Regions from separate parts of the Mus musculus genome. Here region 2 is linked to region 1. Evidence: chromatin loops called from intact Hi-C (ENCODE). Cell type or tissue: gastrocnemius. All regions are shown on one strand. Links, peaks and the distances in the headings refer to the core of each region. The heading gives the core; the rest is flanking DNA.

Region 1 (11,650 bases), core at 2,011-10,010:
AATGTTCAGAATGTAGAAATGCTGAGCATAGATTTCTGAGGGCTGGAAAGGGTTTAGTCTTTTAAAACTTTAAGGGAATTGCCTATTGTGTTTTTCTGCAGACAATAATGTTTTATGAAGTTTCAAAATGATTGCTTTCACCCCAAAATGGCAGTTCTAGATTACGTCCTAGGTACCAGGCATTTTTAGTTTATTCAAACAAACAAACAAACAAACCAAGACAAAACCATCAATTGAACTATTTATGTAAGGTAACATGGAAAAGAAAATTAAGTGCTAATGTGGTCTCGGAGATCCTAGTGTCAGGAAATGCTACGATGTGAGAAAGTTCAGAGCATAGAAACTGGAGTTGTTGGCCAAAAGATTCATGGAAAAAAAGAAGCCTACCATGCTTCTGGAAACTTGAACCAATTTCAAACATACTCATTTGGTTCTACGCTTATCTCCCTTCTCTGCTGACCAGAGCTCAGCCAGGACACTGGATCACAGAGTTTTCAGCCCTAAGATGCCCCTGATCATAGATGCCCTTCTTCCACTTTGGCTTTCTTACTTAAGACTTGGATCTGAAATTAACCTTCAAGGAATGGTTTTGGAAATCATTGAGCAGGCAAGGAACTGGTCTCTGCCATAGAATTTGTGCACCTGAGAGTTCCTGGTCTTGAGTTATGGAGAGCAAGCACTGGTTTCTACTTCATAGGATTCACAATGGAGAGGGCTAGGAAGATACTGGACAATTTTCAGCAGTGTGACACTCAAGTCCTGGTCCCTTGGAGAGAAAGGACGCGGTGTTCAAGAAGTAATCTCATCAAAATCAGAGTCAATGAGACCTTACATACAGAAGACATGAGGTCTTAGATTATTGGAGGGAAAGTGGAACGAGTAGTTGAGATGCTGAGGGAAGGTTGCTAAGAGATCTGGCATTGCTTCAATTCTTCCCTTATCAGAACGAAATATGTCCTGTGTTAGAGCTAGCATGATCGCAAGCCACAACTCCCCTTATTTTCCAGACACCTCCTAGTCCTATTGTGAGATATTTTGTGTCCCCTGCCCAATGTATTGTTCCCAAATCAAATACAGATGAATCACCATTAAACATAGTGAATTTTGAGATACAAATTAAAAAAATTATTTGTATGGAATTCCCTTTGTTTTTGGTCCAAATATTCATTCTCAATATTATAAAGTAATAAATGTTGTTTTCACAGCTGTTTTCTTTAGTTATTTATTTTTTGTTTGTTTGTTTGTTTATAACTTATAAGTTACTCTTACCAGCCAAAAGATCCTCATTATTTTTAAGTTCTGTTGGGAGTAGAGGGGGTTCCGACCCTGCAAGTATTATGACTGACAACGAAGTGGACTGCAAAGAATGAAAATTGGGGCATCTGAATTGCGGCAGTCAGATGGGGATCAAATTTAGAGAAAATGGCTTAATTTTCTTACACATTTAAACACAGTAGGACTTTGGGAAAGTAGTTTCTATGTGGTAATTCTCATAGAAAAGCCTTAGAAATGGATACATTGAAATCCCCTTGCAAAATGCCCCACTATAGAAAAGAATCTGAGACTTTGGTCATAAGAACAGTGCATGTTGACTGGGCTACATACAGTGCTTGGGGCTAGAACCTGCAAAGGAAGATTTAATAAGCCTGAGGGTGGATCCTACAGATGGAGGGTACACAGTACATGGGGGCTTTTCATAAGGATAAATTCTATTTTCTAAGAGAAAGCCCATGACTGGGGCCTAATTGGTTCTCAAGACTTGGGGGAAATTCAGGTGGCTGCTGCTCCTAAAAGAATAGCCTAGGGCACCAAGTTGTTTGACCAGTTTCACTCCAGCATTCCAAGTGACTAGGCATTCATTTCCTTAAAGAAAATAGGCCTGCCTAATTGACAATCCTGGTTGCGGCAATGCTTAATCTAAGCTGTGCTTCCTACCAAATTCCATATTCGCTCCTTAAAATTAATCTGTAAACATCCCAAGTCAAATTCTTACAATGTGTCCTGTCGTTTGCCCATAGGACTGACTTGTCTGCTATACTCTTCTCTACTGAGAGGCATGCTCTACCTTCTCAGCTCTCAATCTATGACTTTTCTTAGATTTATTTATTTATTTTATATGTATAGGTGTTTTTGTCTCTGTGTATGCCTATACACTAGGTATATGCCTAATGCCTAGGAATCCAGAAGAAGGCATGAGCTCCTCTGGAATTTGGAGCTATAATTGGAGGGTTGTGAGCTGCCATGGCTGGTCTGGGAATTGAACTCCAGATCCTCTGGAAGAAATGCTCATAACCCTGGAACCAACTCTCTAGCTTGTCAACATGTAATCAATAACTATCTTTTCTATTACATATTCTGCTCTGTACATTCCAGAACCTGAGAGGATTCCCTGATTTGTGGAATCAAATTCTGTCAACCAAGAAACACATGCAGTGGGCAAAGGAAGAGGATTAAAAGTCCCCACTGACACACATGTTAATACGTCTGACTATGAGCTAGCGATCCCAATGGCTCTTCAGTATTACTCAAGTTATTCTCAGCAAAGGAGAAAAAAGGATGGGCTGTTACATTGGGTAAGCAAGTCCCATGGCCCTGCAGAAAAGGGATGTAGCTATAGCTACCAGATACATGACTTACTAGTGTGGATATTAATCATGTCAGCAATAAAGGACTTCTGTGGTACATAGCTTTGCGTTAACCAAATCATTAGAAATCCATTCAGTTTAATACAAACCAGTTATCCAACACCAAAGATAGAATCATGTAGGTGATTTCTTTTTTCTAACTCTGAACCCACTCTTTGTCTACCTCCTCCTCAGCTGCTTTTGGGGGAGGGAGATAAAACATACCTCTGAGAGGTTTCTATTCCAGGGGGGCTCTGGGGGCCATGCAAAATTGTATACCCATGTTGGGAGGAATTCAGAAAGGGGCTCAACAGTATTATTTTGACTCATTCAACGAAGTCACAGTATCCCTCACTTTCCAACAAGGAGGAAAAAATACGAACATCAAAGCCTGGTCAGTCTGACAGAACCAATGGGAGGAAGCACGGTGCATGAGGCCAACACCTGGACCTGGGTATTCTGTAGCATTGAGAGTTACGTGGAGAGAAATGGATGCTGGCGTGAAAAGGTGCTGACAATCAAGTTTCCCTTCTCTATCTCCCCACAGCTGCACTTCTCTACTCTAGCTGGCCTGTACCAGAGTCTTTGATTTCCTGGGCTTCTAAGCAGGTGTATGGGGTAAAAGCCCCTGATTTTCATTTTGATTCTGTTAGTGGGAAGGAAACAATAGAATCAAACTGATGTAGGTTAGGTGATACTTTTGATGGGGAAGGAAGATAAAGGGAACCCAAAGAATAGGATCATTTGGATGGACTCAATACTTGATGCAGAAGAGGACCTCTTGTTTGACATCTGCTCCACTTGGACATGTCGATTGCCCTCTGGGCCTGCATGTAGGCTAGCAAAATAAAAGTGTGCTAAGGAGGTGGAAAAGCCCAGCTGTGGTGAGAGACTCAAGTCTGCAGGCCTGCTTAGAGACCATTTCCTAACACAACATTGCCACCTATTGGATGGAGCTGTGAGGTACATTCCCTCCCAATGGCAGCCAGGATCCTGTGTCAAAACAGACAGGTCACAAGGAGGCTTTCTTCTATTGGCATCCTTTTTGGGCAATGACTCAACTGATATTTCATAACAATGAAAGTATGCCATTTAAATATATAGTTTAACCAAGATTTTAGCCTGCATAGTCTTAGTGTTATTGATTTAACCAAAAACCAACCAACCAACCAACAAAACATAAGAGCCTTGCTGAAGGCAATTTACAAGTTTTTCACTCTGAATTCACAACAGGGGTCCTGGCACACACACACACACACACACACACACACACACACACACACACACCTTATGGAAATAGATCAAAACCAAGGATAATCAGGATATATGAACACCAGACTTATTTGAGGATCTTTATCCAGAGATGGTAAAGGCACATTCTCAAATCTTCCATACCTTATCAGGAAGAAGGATGTATGCCACCTGATAGATTTTTGGGTCAGTGAAGGAGGACAGGAATGTGGTTAACATTTAAATGATGTATCTAAGCCTTTCCTGTTACTCTTTTGGCCATATTTGATGGCTCATTGAAAGTTTTATCCACTTGAGGAAAGCATGGCAGATGGTCTAAGACAGCCAAGGAAGGGAGGTTTTGGTCATGGCAGCATAGAAGATGCCAACACTGCGAGACATGCTAGAGAAGGATGAGGAGAATGGACAGCGCCAGAGAGATGCAACTGAGATAAAAAAAACAAAAATATCATATCATATCACTGGATACAGAAAAGCATTCAGCAAAATTAAACAATAATTCACAAGCACTCTCAGCAAACTAGGAATAGAGCTTAATTTCTCAGTATGATAAAGAACTTTAAAAACCCTACATCTATTATGATATGTAATGATAGGAGACCTAAATGCTTTCCTGCCAAGATCAAACATGAGGCTATGATGTTTACTGTCACCACTCCAATTCAATACTAGAAGTCCTAGCTGATGTAATACAAGAAATACATAACACATGTATTAAAAGGGAAGAGAAAGGCTCTTTACAGAATACGTTTGTCTATGTATCTTAAAAAATTCCTAAATAATGAACAATAGCCACAAAAAGTTGCTGGGCCGGATGGATAAATGATTTAGTTCACTGTTGATGTTCTAACAATGTACATGAGGCTGAGGTACTTTTCTTTCCTTCCTTCTTTGTTTCTTTGTTTCTTTGTTTCTTTGTTTCTTTGTTTCTTTCTTTCTTTCTTTCTTTCTTTCTTTCTTTCTTTCTTTCTTTCTTTCTTTGTTTTTATGTGTATGGATGTTTTGCCTGCATGTATGTCTGTGCAGTACATGTGTGTCTGATGCCATGGAGCCAGGAGGAAGTTGTCAGATGCATTGGGACTGGAGTTACAAACAATTGTGAGCTGTCATCTCTCTAGCCCTGGTCTGGGTTATTTTTGAATAGTAGAAATTTGTTACTGTATCTGTGGAGACTGGGAAATCCAAGATCTAAGGACTTATGTCTCTGGTAAACCTCACTGCTTCCAAGATAGTGCCATTTGTTGCATCTTTTGATGACAGAAGGTGGAAGGACAAAGAGGCTTGATCTTTAATGAAGTACTAATGTCAATCATGACAGCTCAGCCTGGTAATCTTACTCCACTGAGCCTTAGGTAACATCTTACCAACATGCACGTTGTGGAGGGATCTATGTATATTGAGACCAGAGTGAAAATTGAAGCAACTGTAGAGTGAACAGATAATAACAAAAAATTCTTATTTACCAGCAATTAGCAATTGGAATCTGACATTTAAAACAATGTTTTTTACTCTGAGTGTGTCCTACTTATAATATTCCAACTTAGCTTATTATTACAGTTTGTGAATCAACAGTATATACTACTGATAGGGGACGAACACATATATAAATAGAATTGAATAGAGAGATTTTGAAAATGGATAGGTTCACGGAATATTTGCAGGTGTATTTGACAAAGGTACCAAAGAAATTCAGATGAAACTTTTTCATAAATCACACTGGAGCAAGAAGTCCCCAAAGTCCCAACAGAAAGAAAAGGCAAGGAGGGAGGGAGGGAGGGAGGGAGGGAGGGAGGGAGGGAGGGAGGGAGGGAGGGAGGGATCATTTTCCACATAATAATTAATTTAAATTGTACCACATATCTAGGTATAAATTGTAAAATCATAAGCCTTATAAGGAAAAGCAGAAAAGTCATCAAATCTAAAAGACCGTCAAGCAATTCTTACACTAAATACAGAAAGTGGAAGCCAGAAAGTTGTAAAAAACAAAAACCCTGTTAAGGATGAAAAGAGCCTCCAGCTTGATAGAAGATATTTTCAAGTCAAGTATCCAAAAGTTTTCATTGAGGATATTTTTAATGTTCTCACTTCATTTTAAAAGTAGCCAAACACATGAACAAACATTTCACAAAGAAGATGCAGAAATCAAGAAGTCACATAGGGAAACACTAAATAAGCATCACTATTATTAACACACGGCATGTTCACACACATTAAAAGCTCAAGAAATATCATGACACCCCTAATAGAAACGCTAAAAAAAGTATACTGATAATAGGATTCACAAAATGGCCCAGTGGCTAAAAGAGCTTACCACACACCAAATAACCCAAGTTCAATGCCCAGGACCCACATAATGATAAAAAAGAACTGACTCTACAAAGTTGTCCTTCCCTCTCCACATACACACTATAGTTTGTGCCTCCTCACAATGATGCTGATGAGGACGACAACGACGACGACGATGGTGATGGTGATGGATATGAGGAGACTAGATGTTGAGTACATTGCTTGGTCAAAGGGAGAAACGGCACAACCACACTAGAAGACTGGCTCCAAATCAATGGCTGGGGAGCTCCTAGATCCTAGAGTAGAAGATGCCACTGCTAATTCCTAAACAGTCTTGTGTCAAAATTCCTTCTCAATATTTATGTTTATGTCCATAGGCCTAGGCAGAAGCTTTCTTTAAAATATGGGTATTATTCAACACAGAGACTCATACTTACTTGTTCAAAGTGTTGAGAATAATACAGAGTTCTCAGCCCTAAATGGGACGTCTGTATTAACCCCTTATCAAGTTCTGGACAGTAACCAAGAGCCGTGGAATAGCCTGTAATGCTTTGAGGGGTTGTGTGGGGCAGCTTTAAAAGGTAACCCACACCTGGCCCCACACCTGGCACTAGGCTTTTTATTTGATAGTCATTAGTGTCTGGGGGTAGTTCTAATTAAACCCATTTTATGTATGTACATATACAACATCCAATGGGTACAGAGTATAAGAGTCTATTTCTTTGTTTCATATTGACTTTCAAAAGGCAGTACAATATTTCAGCCTGCTCTGATTTCTACATAGACAGCATAAAGTTTATACCATAAACGCATGCATCCCTTGGCACTGACTTTCAGTGGTCACAACTGTGACGTTTGACCAGCAGAGAGCATGAAAGCTCTAAGATGCTGGTGCAAACTGACAGAGGGCGTGGCTTCTGCATATCTGACACACCTCCAGGATTCAGGCCTGGATGAGGTAATAGCAGGCCAGAAGAAGAAGGCGTGGGGCTGAGCGTGCGTGTGTTCGTCAGTGTGTGTATGTCAGTGCGAGCAAAAGCCCTGGTGAGACTCAAGTGTAGGAGCTCTGGCCGCGGATACAGCCAGCGCTGAGCTGAAAACAGACAGGAAGTTAGTGGCTGCAAACCTCAGTCCCCGCGTTGGCCCCTGGGACCGGGATGGCAAGCGAGCTTTTGGACACCCGGGGACCCGGGAAGTATCCGCGGGCGTGAGCTCACCTTGGCGTTCTTCCGGGGAGGGGAGACACCTGGAAGCCTCTGAGCGGAGCCCCAGGGAGGGAGCTGTGCCACCGCCGTTGCCTGGCTCCCAGCGGAGAGAGGACGGAGGGCGTGACCATGCAACTCCAGCGAGGCTCAACTGGTGCGAGGCGGGTGCTGCGTCGCGCTTGGGCCGTGCGCCCTGGGTGGCTTTGCAAGGCGGGCGGCGAATGTGCAGGGTCAGGTTTTTTGCATGAAGCCGCTGGACCCCTCGGAGCAGCGGCAGCGACAGGGGCGGTGGAGCACAGTTGGAGGCGGGCAGCTACGGGTCCGCGTCCCGGTGCCTAAGCGACTGCAGACTCCCCCATGAACCACAGCTGAGGCTTCCCGGGAGGCGGTGGCGCCCGAGGCCGGGTGTGCAAGGACGGGGAAGGGAGCATCTCAGGGCACTTCATGCTCCAGACCTCAGCCTTGGACCCTAGTGGTGTAGGAATGGCTGACCGATCATGGCGGCTGGTGTCCCTACAGCCCTGCTGTGAAACACCACTTCAAGGCGGTGCTGCGCTGGTCCACGCGCGGGGCCAGCGTGGTGTTGGGCTAGGTGGAGAGACAGATTGCCCCCTACATCATCGACCTGCAGTCCATGAACCAGTTCCGCCAAGACACGGGTGAGCCATCCAAATCCCTGGTCTGTCCACTGACTCACCCAGTGACTAGCTTTGCTTACTGATGTCCTCACGTGATAGGTGTTGAGGGCAGGTGTTTCCCTTCCTTAGATCCTCACAGGATTCCAAGACCACCTTCAAGTATTTGTCCTGGCAAGTAGTTTAAATTGTCTTGATTATACAAACCCAGCTTCGGCCTAGCTGCAGGAGACCCCTTTATGCCCCCATCGCCACCCCCAGCCCCTACTGGCCCTTAGTGCAGGAATTCTAGGACTTTGCAGTTCCCAAGGAATGCGGGGTCTTCAGCAAGATACTGCTGGAGCCCTTTTACTGCTCACACCTCAGCTGACTTTGCTTTGCCTCAAGCACCTTTGGGGCTGCCGTACACCTCCCCCTCCCTTCAACCTGGCTGAATCTGGCCCTCTTCTATGGACCCCCCCTTCCCACTGACAACTCCTGGATGTAAGATTTGGGAAGCCGTAGGGTTCCTCAGTGTCTAGTTACAGTCTAGTGTGTGAAAAGTGCTGGAAAATTACTGGGAAGAGAGATTGGAGCCAGGGATTCCAGAGCTGGAGCATCTGGATGTGGTGGAGAGAAGAACCGGAGGACTGGGCTCCGGAATGCCTGGCAGAGAGGCTCCTCCCTTTGTCCACAGAGGACAGGACAGAGTGAACATTCTGCAACATTCTCCAACAGCCTGCAGAGTGGAGAATGTCTTTGCCAGCTATGCCTCAGACAGGGGCTGGGCGTCTAGAATATATAAAGAACTGCAGTAATTAAACTTCAAAATAGCTAGTCAATAAATCAGCCAATGAATGGAAGATACCGTTCGCAAAAGTAGGACCACATATGGACACCAGAGATTAAAAAGGCGTTCAGCATTCTTAGTTACCAGCTGAGTGAAAATTGAAGCTACGTTTTGGATTCCATCTTCCCCTAGTGACAATTACTAAGATAAAGAAAAGAGACAGCAGTGCTGTTGAGGTAATGTAACCTAGTACAGCCATTATATAAATTAGTATACATTTCTAAAAATTAAAAAAACAGAACTTCCCTATGATCCAGATATACTTCTGAGTGTGTGAGTGTGTGTATGTGTGTGTGTGTGAGTGTGTGTGTGTGTGTGTGTGTGTATTCTACCACAGAGATACCTGCACATCCACATTTATTGGTTTTCTATTCAAAATAGCAAAGAAATGGAACCAGCCCAAATGGAGCCAACAGATGAATGGATAAGGAAAACGTGGCACATATATAAATGGTATTTATTCAGCTGTAAAGAAAAATGAAATCACATAACTTACAGAAAAATGAATGAATATGGGAATTAGAAAAAAAAACCCTCCAGATTTAGACAGACAGCACATCTCTCACATGTGGAGCCTAGCCTATAAAGTCTGTCTGTCTGTCTGTCTGTCTGTCTGTCTGTCGTATGTAAGTTGGGGTGAATTCCTTGACTGTAGGCTCTGGAATCAGAAAAGAGTGCACAAAGAGGGAAAGAAAGTGTTGCAGAAGTAGAGGAAGGGCACAGGGAGGTGAATGTGGAGATGGAGGATGTGTGTAAGGTACAGTGGGGAGGGGGTGAGGGTATGGGGGGTGAGAAAGGTGAGGTGATTCAACAAAATAAATTTTGTCTGAAACTGGCACAATAAAACCTAATTCTGTGTGTTAATTATTAATGAAAAATAAACTATTTACAAAATAAAACTATGAAGACTGAGAAGTATGTACAAAGATGCCTCTTATGTTGTTCTTTTAAAATAACAGTAAGATTTTGGGGTGTCCTAAATTTCCAAAACAGAAAAATAGTTAAATAAATCACAAATTTCTGTGTCATAATTCTGATCATTATGTAAACACTAAAGCTAACTCTAAAAATAATTTTCCTTTCCCTTCCTCCTCTTCTTCTCTTCCATCTCATCTCCACACTCCCTTTGGAACATAGTTGCAAAGTTTTCAGTTACCCCAATACCCAGACTTCTTGCTAGATGCGATTATTCAATGGATTCTCTTAAGGGGTATTAACATCAAATTTGGAACCCAGAGAACTGACGTCAAGGTTTTTGTGCTTCAGTGAGATTTTTGTAGTGTCCATAATGCTGTGTAAAAGAAAAACTGGAAAGCTATCCAAACTTGGCTCTGCTAAAAATCACAAGGTAAGTGAAGTATGGGAGTTGCCGAGTTCCCTTTGATTTCTGGATCCTACCTGACACTAGCAAAAATGAGCAGTTTCAAAATCACCGAACAGCAAAACATTGACTAAAGTTGTTTAGTTAAGAGTTAACACTTGAGAGATAGTTGCCAGTAGAGTGCCTGCCATGTACTTAGGAGGACTTAACTCTGATCTCCAGCACTCAGTTAAATGTGGGGCACAGCTAAGCACTATGCTAGCGCTGAGAAGAGGGAGACAAGAGGGGAGGAGCCCCTGGGTGTGTTGCCCAGGCAGTCTGACCAAATTGAAAAGGTCCAGGTTCAAAAAATAAGGTGGAGAGTCATTGAGGAAGACACCTAACTTCTGGCTTCTATATGTATACACAACAGAATGAGCACTCCCCACTATGCAGAGAAACATGGACGGACACACACACACACACACACACCTATTTACATTTAAGTAACAATGATTACCTTCAACAACTCTGAGAAAAAGAAAGTGCATTTATATGAGTCTAACTGATAGAGATTCACAGACAGGAAGGAATATATACACTGATACTTGAGAAATGGGACATATTGTGTTTTGTTTTCTGTTGACATATATGCCAAAATATATGTATATGTGCATACATATACATACATTCATATATATCCATACAGATATGTAAATACATTGTTGTAAAGTCTGCATAACATCGTTTTAATTAAGTGTACAATATAGTGTGTTAAATATATTCACAGGATTTTGCAATTATACACATTATCTATACCTCAACTATATCATCATTCCCTAATGTGACCTCTTTACCTACTGAGCTCTTGGTAACCCCTATTCTACCGTCCCTGTCTGAATTTGCTTCTTCTACACTGATCTCCTATGTGGGATCATCTGATATTTCTCTCCTGTGTCTAGCTTATTTCATTTAATACAATGTAGTTAGGATTCACCCATATTATACCAAATATGAAACTTTTATGCCTTTATGGTTAATAATACTCCATCACATGTGTATACTCACACAACCACTAACTCCTGGTCAGCTGGTTTCACAGCTCAGTTTCTGAGTGATAGTGAGATTTCTAGGAGCAAAAAGCTGTTCTGTTTTGAAAAAGAGCCACAAATGTACACAGTGAACTTCCCAGTTACAGAGCAGATTCTGGAGCAAGGACCCCAGAGGGAGGGGCCTGAAATGACACACTTTTGAGTTTGCATAGCTTGGTACACATGCTCTAAGAACTTCTGCTAAACAGTGTCCTAGAAGCCAGATCCAAGCTCCTCATCATCACCGTCTATCACTGTTGCTCCTCCAGCTGGCTTCTGGAGAGACTGACAGAGGAGACAACTTTGCAGGTGAGGACCAGGAGAAGCTGGCACGTGGGAACTCCTCATCTCCTTTTGGCTTTCCACTGAAGGGGATGAATCACAATATTCCTGTTGGATAAAGGTAGAAATTTTTAGAACTCATTGGTT
Region 2 (11,650 bases), core at 1,186-9,185, 130 kb before region 1:
GAATTTCCCAAGTGTCTTTTGTTTTTACCCTCCAGAAAAAATGATAGTATGAAACCACTGAGTTTGGGGTTTTTTTGTTTGTTTGTTTTGTTTGTGTGTGTGTGTGTGTGTGTGTGTGTGTGTGTGTGTGTGTGTGTGTGTGATTAGTAGACAAACAATCTTAGTGCAAAGAATTCATTCTGAGTTGACAAAGCAACTCTCAGAATATCAGGTTAGAAGTCAACTGCCCAGGAATTAAATAAATAAATAAAAACAACAAACAAACAAACAAACAAACAAAAACAGCCACAGTGCTCTGTGTCACACAGGTCTGTCATTGTCATCAAAATATGGTCTCTAACAGTCAGGTTCTCTGTTCCATTTAACAGTGCTTTGTATGTCAGGTGTCAGACTTGTCTCCTGGATCTCTGGCAAACAAAGTAGGCTGAGGCTGGCTAGCACAACCGTCTCGGATCACCTGTGAGGTGTGCATGTCAGAAACCCCCAAACAGGCTCCAAGCCCACACAGAAGTGAACCTTAGACGTAAATCATGGCTTAACTGCTCGTGACACAGTGCCAAACATGCTCAGACTTAGAAAGAAAGCAGATGTGTGACTTCCCTCTTGCTGCTTGCTGGAGGAAGTGAAATCGATTTGCGGCACCAGAGAAGCACACCTTCTGTGGAAGAATTGCCTCTCTCTGCTAGAAGCCAGAGCTCAGAAGTTAGCCCCAGCCCTTCACTGCCTCAGGGGAGCCATCTGGAGAGAACGTGTGTTTATAGGAATATTTCAGTTCAAGAAAAAGCAGAGAACATTACTGGAAGGAGGAAAACAGGACAAATGGAGGTGGGAGGTGCTAGTCAAATCCCCACCAATGTCCTCCCATCGGACATTCTGAGCACCGCCCTCCTGTCCTGGCATGCAAATGGAGGTTGTGCCCTGGAGTCTCACCATTTCACTTCTTCTTTCATTGTTTCTCACCAGCTAAACCTCCTTCACCAAAGAAATCATAAAAGCCATGCGTTCAACCTCCACGGGCACACGAAAATGCCAAAAGTAATTTGATGCTTTAAAAAAAAAACAAGAGCATACTAATTGGTTTTCCAGTGCCACATGGTCAGTCCTGAAAATATAAGTAACGTTATAAGGACTGAGTGGTTACATTTAAGAATATATATTTATATACATACATACACATACATGTACACAAACACACACATATACATCCAGATACACATACACAGACATACACATAGACACATGTACACACCTAAGCACATGTACACAGAGACATGTACACACACATACACATACATATACATATATGTATGCATTCACAATTAGTAAAAAAAATGCCATGAAATTGAAGTAGAGTGGGGAGAGGTATATGGGATGGATTGTGGGAAGGAATGAGAATGGAGAAATGTTTTAATTGTGTTCTACATCAAAAATTAAAAAATTTAAAATATATATCTGTATTGCTTGAGTTGTTTTACTGAATATAAACTGATAGTCATTGTTATTTAGTAGTTAATAAATGCTCAGTTTAAAAAAAAACCTCATAGCTAAGACATTATCATTGTTGAAAACGCAAGAAAATCAAAGAATCTCTGGAGATTTAAGAGTAAAAAAATTATTCAACAAACTCTATTGACCAGACACTGTCAATTGGCTGGTGTTGGAGCCTCTAATTTTATATACTTGGCCATATCTGGGTTCATGATGCTATTGTTTTTACATATCATTGTATAACACAATAATTTTTCATTATAAACATTGTTTGAAAAACTTGTGTTGTCTGTAGAATATTTTGCCATTCTTCCATTTTATGTGATGTTAGAGTGGAAAACTGTACTAAAAAGAAAGGACAGAAAATAATGAGAGACTGTTTAGCAATTTGCTAAGACTTGAATCTAGAACCATCTGTGCTTACTTTACCTGCCTCTCGCTTCAGGATATCAAGGTCTCAACAGGATCTATGGCTTATTTATATTATTCTTGTGTGTGCTGTGGTGTGTGTGTGTGTGTGTGTGTGTGTGTGTGTGTGTGTGTGTGTATGTGTGTGTATGTGATATGGGGTCACCCACACAGGCACATGCAGAAGCTGAGGTTGACATCATAATTTTTCCTAAATTGCTTCTCCACTGCATTTATTTATTTATTTATTTATTTATTTATTTATTTATTATTTATTTTTGAGACAGGGTCTCTCACTTAACCTGAAGCTTAACATCTTAGCAGTCGCTTAGCTTACTCACTAGCTAGCAGTCTCTTGGGATTCTCCAGCACTGGAGATCCAGGCATGCACTGCTGTGTGCACATTTTAGGCGAGTTCTAAGGATCCAAACTCAGGACTTAGTACCTGCACAATAAACACTGCACCCTCATAACCACGTCCCCAGCCCTCAACGTGATTTAGAAAAGAGAGAACAAGAAGAAATTGCTAGCCTGCCTGTCATCAAATAGGTGTGCATAAGCCAGTTAAAATAGAAGAGTGCACTTACTGAGTTATTGCAAGCACTCAAGGGCGTTCAAGTCTCAGCTTTTAAACTCTAGGTGCTGTCTCCTGAGGTATAAATACATAACCCTGCTTATATATGAACTAGAGCACCCTCTGCAGTGACTCGGCTGGGTTCTCCAACTTGGTATAGCTTGGACATCGTTCACAAACTCATTCCTCATTGGAGGCTGGTGTGAGTCAGTTTCCCCAAACACCTTGGCATGAATAGAACCATGCTAAGGCTTTTATGGATTTACAGAACACCACTGGAGCCTGGATCATGGCTAGGGAAGCTCAAGTCCTTCAAAAATGCTTTGTTGCTTCCTCAATGACAACCTGAGATAATTTAGTTCGTTAAGATCTTCACAGCCTATACACAGGTGGTAGTCTTCACCCACGGCTGAAACATGTTTCTGCTTTTAAAGTCTTAGCCCTGCATCTTGCTCCTAAAATGATCTGGGGTGCTATGAGGGTGCTGTGTGAAGATTTATTATCTGCTATAGAGTTCCTGGCTGCTGCTAAATGAACCAAGACACTCCAGGTGTTACAACTGTGTAATTCACCTAAGCCTCCCTTAATTCTGATACTTGATCGCTAGCACAGACTACTCCTCTCTGAATCACAAATCTAAAGGAGCTAGTATCACTGCTAGACAAAAAGAAGAGGTGGGTGTTGAGAAAAGAGTGCTCATTATGTTTTCCTGACAATAGAAGAAATGAATTTTAGTACTTTTAACCCATGTAATAAAGAGCATGTTTCCTTTTTTGCTGTCTTTGCTGACAAAAAAGTTTTTGGATGAAAAAGTTAAACGTGTGGTCAGTTGCTGCTTAGTTTAAAAATTGCACACATGGAGACGATCAGACAAATGTGTGGACACAAGCACGGATGCTCCTGGGCCGTTTGTATGCTTTGAGTAAACCAAACTTTGCAAATTTGTAGTGTGGCTTTTGTCTTCTCTTGAATATTTCTCTCTGAACGGAGAAAAACAGAACAGCGTGGAAGCCCTCACCCTCACCCAGGATGCCCAGAACAATTCAGGGTGAGGGTTCCCAGCAAACGGAATGCTTTCCTGAGCAGTTCAGCCCTAGATAAGTCTATCTCCAAAATAGGACTGTTTGAGTTTGTAACAATGAGACCTCACAAAGCATGCATCTGAGGTTATCTATTTATTTATTTATTTATTATTTTACACTTTTGTTCTCAGGGGGCAGGCCCCAACTTCAGTGTACCAATGAGACATCTAAGATTTGTCCTTGACACAGAGTAGCCTGGAGGCGGGGTATGTAAATAAGCACAAGGTTGCTACTAACTCCTGCGTTTCCAGTAAAAAGAAACTAATACTGTGATTTCACAAAAGAAGAGAAAGGCAGGTTTTGAAGTCAAAGAGAGTGAAACAAAAGCCAGACAGAGCCTTCTGACAGAGGTAAGTTGTTGAATCCACACTTTTACTGGGTGCCAAACCCCTGTGTAGAAGAAAGGCAGGGTGAGGGACATAGGGTGTGTGTGGGGGGGGGGGGATTGAAGAGTGTATCTTTGCATATCCAGAGTAGAATAATTTTTACAAGGTACTAATGGTCTCTAATATTCCAACCAGCTTTCACTTCTCTGTTTTGCAATTGGAGCAGCATAAAGAGGAACTGATGGTTTTAGGAGAACTGTAGAATTTTCTGTTTCAACAACCGCTTTCTTTTCCATCCTTCTGTTTGCCCCAGTCTTGTTGGTGAATGCTTAGGGCTGGTATATGGCCAAAACCATCTGCGCCATGAACAGCTTCATGGCCTTGGTCCTCATCTGGATGATAATAGCGTGTGCTGAAGCAGACAAGCCTCTTGGAGAAACGGGTACCACTGGATTTCAAATATGCAAGAATGCCCTGAAACTACCTGTCTTGGAGGTCCTACCAGGAGGAGGCTGGGATAATCTGAGAAATGTAGACATGGGACGGGTGATGGACTTGACATACACCAACTGTAAGACCACAGAAGATGGGCAGTACATCATCCCCGATGAAGTGTATACTATTCCTCAGAAAGAGAGCAACCTGGAGATGAACTCAGAAGTCCTGGAGTCCTGGATGAATTACCAGAGTACCACCTCACTTTCTATCAACACAGAACTCGCCCTTTTCTCCAGAGTCAACGGCAAGTTCTCTACTGAGTTCCAAAGGATGAAGACCCTTCAAGTAAAGGACCAAGCTGTGACTACCAGGGTTCAGGTAAGAAACCGGATCTACACAGTGAAAACCACCCCAACTTCAGAGCTCAGCTTGGGGTTTACGAAGGCACTTATGGACATCTGTGACCAACTAGAGAAAAACCAGACGAAGATGGCCACCTACCTGGCAGAGCTCTTGATCCTCAACTATGGCACACACGTAATCACTAGTGTGGATGCTGGGGCTGCACTGGTTCAGGAGGATCACGTAAGGTCCTCCTTCCTTCTGGACAACCAGAATAGCCAGAACACCGTGACCGCTTCTGCAGGGATTGCCTTCTTAAACATTGTGAACTTCAAAGTTGAAACAGACTACATTTCTCAGACCAGTTTGACGAAGGACTACCTGTCGAACAGGACCAACTCCAGGGTGCAGAGTTTTGGAGGGGTTCCCTTCTATCCAGGCATCACCTTAGAAACCTGGCAGAAGGGCATCACTAACCACCTAGTGGCAATAGACCGTGCTGGCTTGCCTCTGCATTTCTTCATTAAACCTGACAAGCTACCTGGCTTGCCAGGTCCCTTGGTGAAGAAGCTGTCGAAGACAGTGGAAACTGCTGTGAGACACTATTACACTTTTAACACTCACCCAGGATGCACAAATGTTGATTCCCCCAACTTTAATTTTCAAGCCAATATGGATGATGATTCCTGTGATGCGAAAGTCACCAACTTCACCTTTGGTGGAGTTTATCAGGAATGCACTGAACTGTCAGGTGATGTTCTTTGCCAAAACCTGGAGCAGAAGAACCTGCTCACAGGTGATTTCTCTTGTCCCCCTGGCTACACCCCTGTCCATCTGCTCTCCCAGACCCATGAAGAGGGTTACAGTCGTCTGGAATGTAAAAAGAAATGCACCCTCAAGATTTTCTGCAAGACAGTGTGTGAAGATGTGTTCAGAGTGGCCAAGGCTGAATTTAGGGCTTATTGGTGTGTGGCTGCTGGCCAAGTACCTGACAACTCAGGACTTCTCTTTGGAGGAGTCTTCACTGACAAGACCATCAACCCTATGACAAATGCACAGTCATGCCCAGCAGGCTACATCCCACTGAACCTGTTTGAAAGCCTCAAGGTATGTGTGTCCCTGGATTATGAGTTGGGGTTCAAGTTTTCAGTCCCCTTTGGTGGGTTCTTCAGTTGTATAATGGGGAACCCCTTGGTTAATTCTGATACAGCTAAAGACGTCAGAGCACCATCTCTGAAAAAGTGTCCCGGGGGCTTCAGCCAACACCTAGCTGTTATCAGTGATGGATGCCAAGTGTCCTACTGTGTCAAGGCTGGAATCTTCACAGGAGGGTCCCTGCTCCCTGTCAGGCTCCCACCTTATACCAAACCACCTCTTATGAGCCAGGTTGCCACCAACACTGTCATAGTGACCAATAGTGAGACTGCCAGATCCTGGATTAAGGATCCTCAGACCAACCAGTGGAAGCTGGGAGAACCTCTGGAGCTTCGTAGGGCCATGACAGTCATCCATGGGGACAGTAATGGAATGTCAGGAGGGGAAGCTGCTGGAATCACTTTGGGAGTCACCATAGCACTAGGAGTTGTCATTACCTTGGCCATCTATGGTACTCGGAAGTACAAGAAGAAGGAATACCAGGAAATTGAGGAGCAGGAGAGTTTGGTTGGAAGCTTAGCAACAGATGCAACAGTCCTTAATGGAGAAGAGGATCCAAGTCCAGCTTAATTGTCTCCAAAGGAAACAGTTTCCAGCCACAGCTTCAAGCACATCTTTTGCTTTGTTTTCTCTACTTCTGCCTTCCTAAGTGACTGAAGTGACAGTCGCCATAGGAAGAAAGCAGCTATTACAACCCTGGCAGTATTTTCTTAGGCCTCTGCACCAGGAAATTAAAGGAGCCATTTGAAGTGAGGTGTGGGGAGGGGTATGATTCATTTGGAAAAAGCTGGACTGGGACTAAGCCTCGGGGTGTATGCGTCCATTCTCATAGTTGTCTGTACCTGAATGCATGTGTGTGGAACGAGGGGTGGGGGAGAAATTGGATTTGGTGCATTTAGTCTGAATTTGAAAGGCTTTCCAGTTTGTAAGCTGAAGAGGTCTGTGCTTTAAGTACATTACTTCTTTTCTTGTGTTTTCAAAGAGGCCCTCAGGGTTTCAGTAAACAGTGCCCTGAAATGCCACAGGAGGCCTACATGCCCCCTACTCTTTAGCTTTAAGGACTTGGTGTTGATTGACAGTGCCCTCCCCATGAGTCACCTCACAGGCATTTGAAGGAGAAGCGGGTGGGGTTTATACAAATTCCATTTCCCAACTTCCTCACAGCTAATCTAGGTCAGTCTTGGGCTTCTGAACTGTGCAAACAAGTCCTGGGGGGGGGGGGGGGAATATAACATAATTTTCTGTTAGGGGATGAAGGATGAAGAAACAGTAAGGAAATGAGTAATAAATTAAGGCTAAAAACCGGGGTTCGGGAGACAATGAGAGTATTCTAGGAAACTTTGAATTCTTAGATCTGTCAATTAACAGGGTTATAAATGAAGAACTAAACAGAGCTCTAGTTTGGCAGATCAAGCAGTATGGTTTCACGTTCATGTGTCAAAAATGTAACTCCTTCCTCTCTCTGGACAGTCTTTCCCCTTGTCTTCTTACCACAGCTGAGGGTGCACAGGAATACACACAAACCCCTTGGACTGTAGCAAGAAGCTTTTATCTGCCTAGGGGTGAAAAATGCGCAAGTCACAGTGAGCCTGCACTTACATAGTACTTCCTCCCTAAAACTAAAGCTATTGGGAAAGCGCTGTCTTCTGTCTGTTAGGATTTGCCTTTTCGCGCTGCTTGGAAGAGGGGTGGGGTAATTTAAAACAAAACAAAATTTATGTCACAGTTAGCTGGGAAAAGGCCATGATATGTATTTCAGTTCCAGGATGGCTTCCATGGGTTATCTGGAAGGCCTCGTGATTGACAACTGGCAATAGTTGGGGTATTGCTCAATTTTCATATCTGAGAATTTAATTCTCTACAACACGGAAATTCCTCTACAGCTGTCTTAGAAATTATGTATCTATTCACCACAACACATCAGTGAGCTATCTTCTACGAAAGATGATGTATTCTTGCTTTAACACTTACAATCAAGCTCTTGTGCACAGAGTAGGCCCTCCTGAAGAGCTCCAAGTGTCTCAGCCTTCAGGAACAGGGAGAGACTTCCTCATTCGTTTCCATTTGAGATACAGAGAGGAATGAATGACTGAATTGGAATTCTGCCCTACCACCTGCCCAGCCAAGAGGGCTAATTGCACAACCTCTCCATCGAACCTGCCTCTTGAGCGTTAAAATGTTCTTCTTAACCTCTGTGTGCTTTGTGGGTTTGGGCTATATTTTAATGTTTCATTGAAGCCAGCCATCTTTCTGAAAATACTAGTTACAATCAAGCTCTTGTGCACAGAGTAGGCCCTCCTGAAGAGCTCCAAGTGTCTCAGCCTTCAGGAACGGGGAGAGACTTCTTTCTGTAAATTCTCTGAATCTGCAAAGCAAGGCACATCAGAAGACTCCCAGATCTTTAATGCAGAAACTTCCTGTTGAATTTTTTAATATTTGTCCCATAAACATGTAACTCTACTAACAAAAATGAGTATAAATATGCATTAAAATGTGTACTTGGCAAAATTTTATCTTGGTGTTCATCTGTATGAAGTCAGAATACAGGGGTTTCCAGTTCACCCTCAAGCCATGTCATAGGTCTCCTGGGCTCTGCCCAGTCTTGACTTTAAGGCTGGGGTCTGCAGAAAGACCAGGGCTGGTTTCTGAGAAAACCATACTCCAAGGGAGATCAGAGATGGAGATAGTCTGGTGAGAAGAGAGGCTAGACTTGTTGTTCAAGAGTTCCTTGTTGTTCTTGTGTTCCTATTATTACTGGGATGTTTAATAACAAATGCTTACTGGAAAAATTTAAAACTGCCTGAAAATAAGGAGCCATTTAAGTGGTCAGTATTCACGGCTGGGAAGATGGTTCAGTCGCGTGCCTGCTATTTGAGCATGAGAATCTTGAGTATGTATCCCCAGCACCCCTGTAAAAGCATGGATGGTGGTATGAACCTGGAATCTCAGCACTCGCAGGTATGGACAGGTGGCACATGGGGCTCATTGGTCCATCAGCCTATCCTAGCCAAAATGGTAATTTCCAGGTTCACTGAGAGAACCCTGCTTCAAAGGATAAGGTAGAAGACTGCAGAGGAGATAACTAATGTCAACCTTTAGCTTCAGCAGACCTTCACACACACACACACACACACACACACACACACATACTGCACCCCCCACACGTGTCCCTTTATACAAGCATGCATCGCCTCGCACATATGCACCTCCACACACATACATCCCCGCACACACATACATCCCCGCACACACATGCATCCCCCAACATGCAAGAAGCCAGTTTCCATGTTTTTAAAGATGACCCTTTCCCCCCAAGTTCACATATTCATTTCTGTTGCTTTATGGCCCGTTTCTTTGAGGGGAAACCCAGAGTTAAGTCAGGTGAAATGTGGGAGTAGAAGAGATGTGGGAAGTTTTAGAAAATAAAGAAAGAAGAGTTTCCCTTTATCGAACTAGTTGGACTGAGGTTGCCCGCAGATAAAGGAAGTAATCCTCATGCTTCTGAGCCAGCTGCCAAAGCACTTCTACAAAAGCAGGCCCTTAGGAGTAACGACAATTTGTGCTTGTTCATTTGCAGTTTATTGTTCTGCACGTACACCTCATGAGCACCAGGGGGCGATGTCCTCCCACAGAACAACACCAACAACTTCAAATCACAGCAGTTACTAACAGAACACCTGACATCTGGACATTCACCAGCCCTCTCCCAGAAACCCCCACTGAGATATAAGTGACCAACGAACAAGCAAGGGGGGGTGGGGCAGTGGTTATTTCTTGGGCCACAGCAGCCTTCTCCCAATCCTCTCATGCACACAGCAATGCGATGCCAGGACAAGTACTTTTGACTGAAGTATAAAATCACACAGAAGTCTAAATCTTACAAAAAGGACAGGGGAATGGAAGCACAAAGGCACAGACAACCACAGATATACCACATAGCTTTTCAAGGGATAAGCATCTCATAGCTGTGTCTCCAATCCCATTTGTTCACCCCGGGAGTCTCATGAAGGAAGAACATGGCTGCTGGTGCTGAGACTGTAAAAGAAAGGGCATGGGGGCTCCCTGCTTGGCCCAGTAGAGCACACCAGGGCTTCTCTGGGGAAGCACTCTGGGTCAAAGTCGCTTGTGTCCAGGGCCTAATCTCATTGAAATGAATTCTGTATATTTGGGGGTTGGCACAAGAGAAGGAGTAAGGTACCAGCTACTGCTTGACCCACACATTGTTGAGATTGCCAAGCTTCCATCAGACCAGAAAGCTGAAAGAGTGAAACTTGAGGGTGAGGTAGCCTCTCAGAGCATCCTCGGGGAATAAGGAAATGAGACATAGACATTTTAAAGTCCTCTGGGGAAATTCTTGAAGACTAACCCTCAAAATGGTCTTTCTTGTAGAACAGTCACTCCCTGAGATGTCCTTCTGGGCTCTTCCTTCTGCCTCATGCTATGCTTTTCCTGCGTCTACCTCCTTTGCTACGTGAAAACATCCCCCACTGGCCATTCCCACATCTCAGAGCCTGTTTTCATTTCTTCACTTCCTACTGCTTCACTTTCCTATCCATGAACTCCCAGTCTAATTTCTCATCCTTGTTGCCAAGAAGCAGGGACTGTAGATAACAACGAGTAACTGAAGACAAACATGATTGTAAGCCTTCAATGAGGGTCCGATTATCTCTGAAATTCGGTAACCTGATAAAAGGGTGTGACATTAACGCCCGTGGCTACTTGCCTTCCATTTAGTTCTGCTGTATCTTTCTCTACTTTAGCAGGAGTTTTCCCCGAGGTGCAGTGAATGCAGCAATCTTCTGCTCTGCTTGTGAGACAAAATGGCCTCCCATTGATAGGACAGGCTGGACTAAGATGGCAGAACATTCCCTCCAACCACAGCTCCCCCTAGTGGAAGGCGATTAAAATTCCATTAGCCATTTGTAGAGTGAAAGAAAACTCAGCACCAGGGAAGTGGGTTAGGGACACTTGGGTGATTCTACTGGCCACAGCAATATCAACAATGGTGGAAGCCCAACAGGAGGCATCTCTGGTGCAGGGTGGTATGAAAATGTGGACTCCAGTTCTAACGTAAGTACAAATGTGGAAGGTTGTTGAATTTCTCACTTATTTTTACCAAGCATCAAACGTTTCAAATCTTATGATATATATGTATGTGTATATATACACATATATATAGTCAAACCCTCGAGACATGAGGTATATAAGTTCAAATTAGTATCCAGAGGAACTTTCCCCAAACACAAAGTTCAAAGAACCCACTTACAAAGGGGAAATTATTTTCCCTTCTTGATTCTCCATTCTCTTTTACCTGACACCTAATCCATTCTTTAATGGAGCCAAAGTTGAGATGTTGGGGATAGATTGGATCTTGGGACACCACCCAGATGCCGGTTAGGGAAGACCAGAATGTGTTCCTAACTGTGTTAGGAATGAGCTAAAGCGACTTCTGCCACCATGGTTTTGGCCAATCTGTGCTAGATGGGGGCTAGAGCAAGGGGCTGGGACAGGGAACAATAATGTCTCTGGTCTTGAATTAGCAAATCTGTGGGGAGATGAATTGAGCTCTTATATAAAGAAGACTGGATGGAAGCTGGCTCTGATCTAATATTAATAAGAAGGAGAAGGGTCAATCTAGCTCTTGAATCAAGACATCTTCCCAAGTACAATTCTATGTCCATTAGGGTCCAAGTTTATTACGAGATGGGCTGGCAAAGGTGAGAAAAGTCAAAGGGCCATGCCTTTACTATAGAATCCCCAACAGAATTGGGATTTGGCACGTGAAACAGAATTTAGAGACGTGATGGGACTTTCCCAATAACCTGGCCCAATAATGC

Evidence for each region. Hi-C counts contacts between places; a loop is a spot of excess contacts. Peaks named below come from ENCODE experiments on the same cell type or tissue, not always from the same donor. Only the 100,000 strongest peaks of a DNase experiment are listed, where the experiment ranks them.
Region 2: it touches region 1 in a loop (4-fold over the local background); 10 of 42 quality-filtered maps call a loop at or near these places.

What each region holds. Positions count from the first base shown.
Region 1 is chr19:12,588,560-12,600,209 of GRCm38, forward strand. A330040F15Rik (RIKEN cDNA A330040F15 gene) reads right to left here and starts at 8,007. Exons shown (of 2, transcript NR_015503.1): 1 at 7,379-8,007. It overlaps Fam111a (family with sequence similarity 111, member A), which reads left to right. Exons shown (of 4, transcript NM_026640.2): 4 at 1-1,137. The coding sequence ends at 39. It overlaps Gm4952 (predicted gene 4952), which reads left to right and starts at 11,425. Exons shown (of 6, transcript NM_001167907.1): 1 at 11,425-11,530. In gastrocnemius, for the core only: CTCF peaks have their summits at 3,567 and 7,003 (motif pointing right); DNase peaks (open chromatin) are centred at 3,571, 3,850, 7,142, 7,319 and 1 more place; H3K4me3 peaks cover 1,661 bases; H3K27ac peaks cover 844 bases.
Region 2 is chr19:12,456,960-12,468,609 of GRCm38, forward strand. Mpeg1 (macrophage expressed gene 1) reads left to right here and starts at 3,811. Exons shown (of 2, transcript NM_001374668.1): 1 at 3,811-3,902; 2 at 4,192-8,321. The coding sequence starts at 4,242. The coding sequence ends at 6,383. It overlaps Dtx4 (deltex 4, E3 ubiquitin ligase), which reads right to left. Exons shown (of 9, transcript NM_172442.3): 9 at 9,377-11,650. In gastrocnemius, for the core only: no CTCF peak of the experiment used is centred there; no DNase peak of the experiment used is centred there; H3K27ac peaks cover 2,156 bases.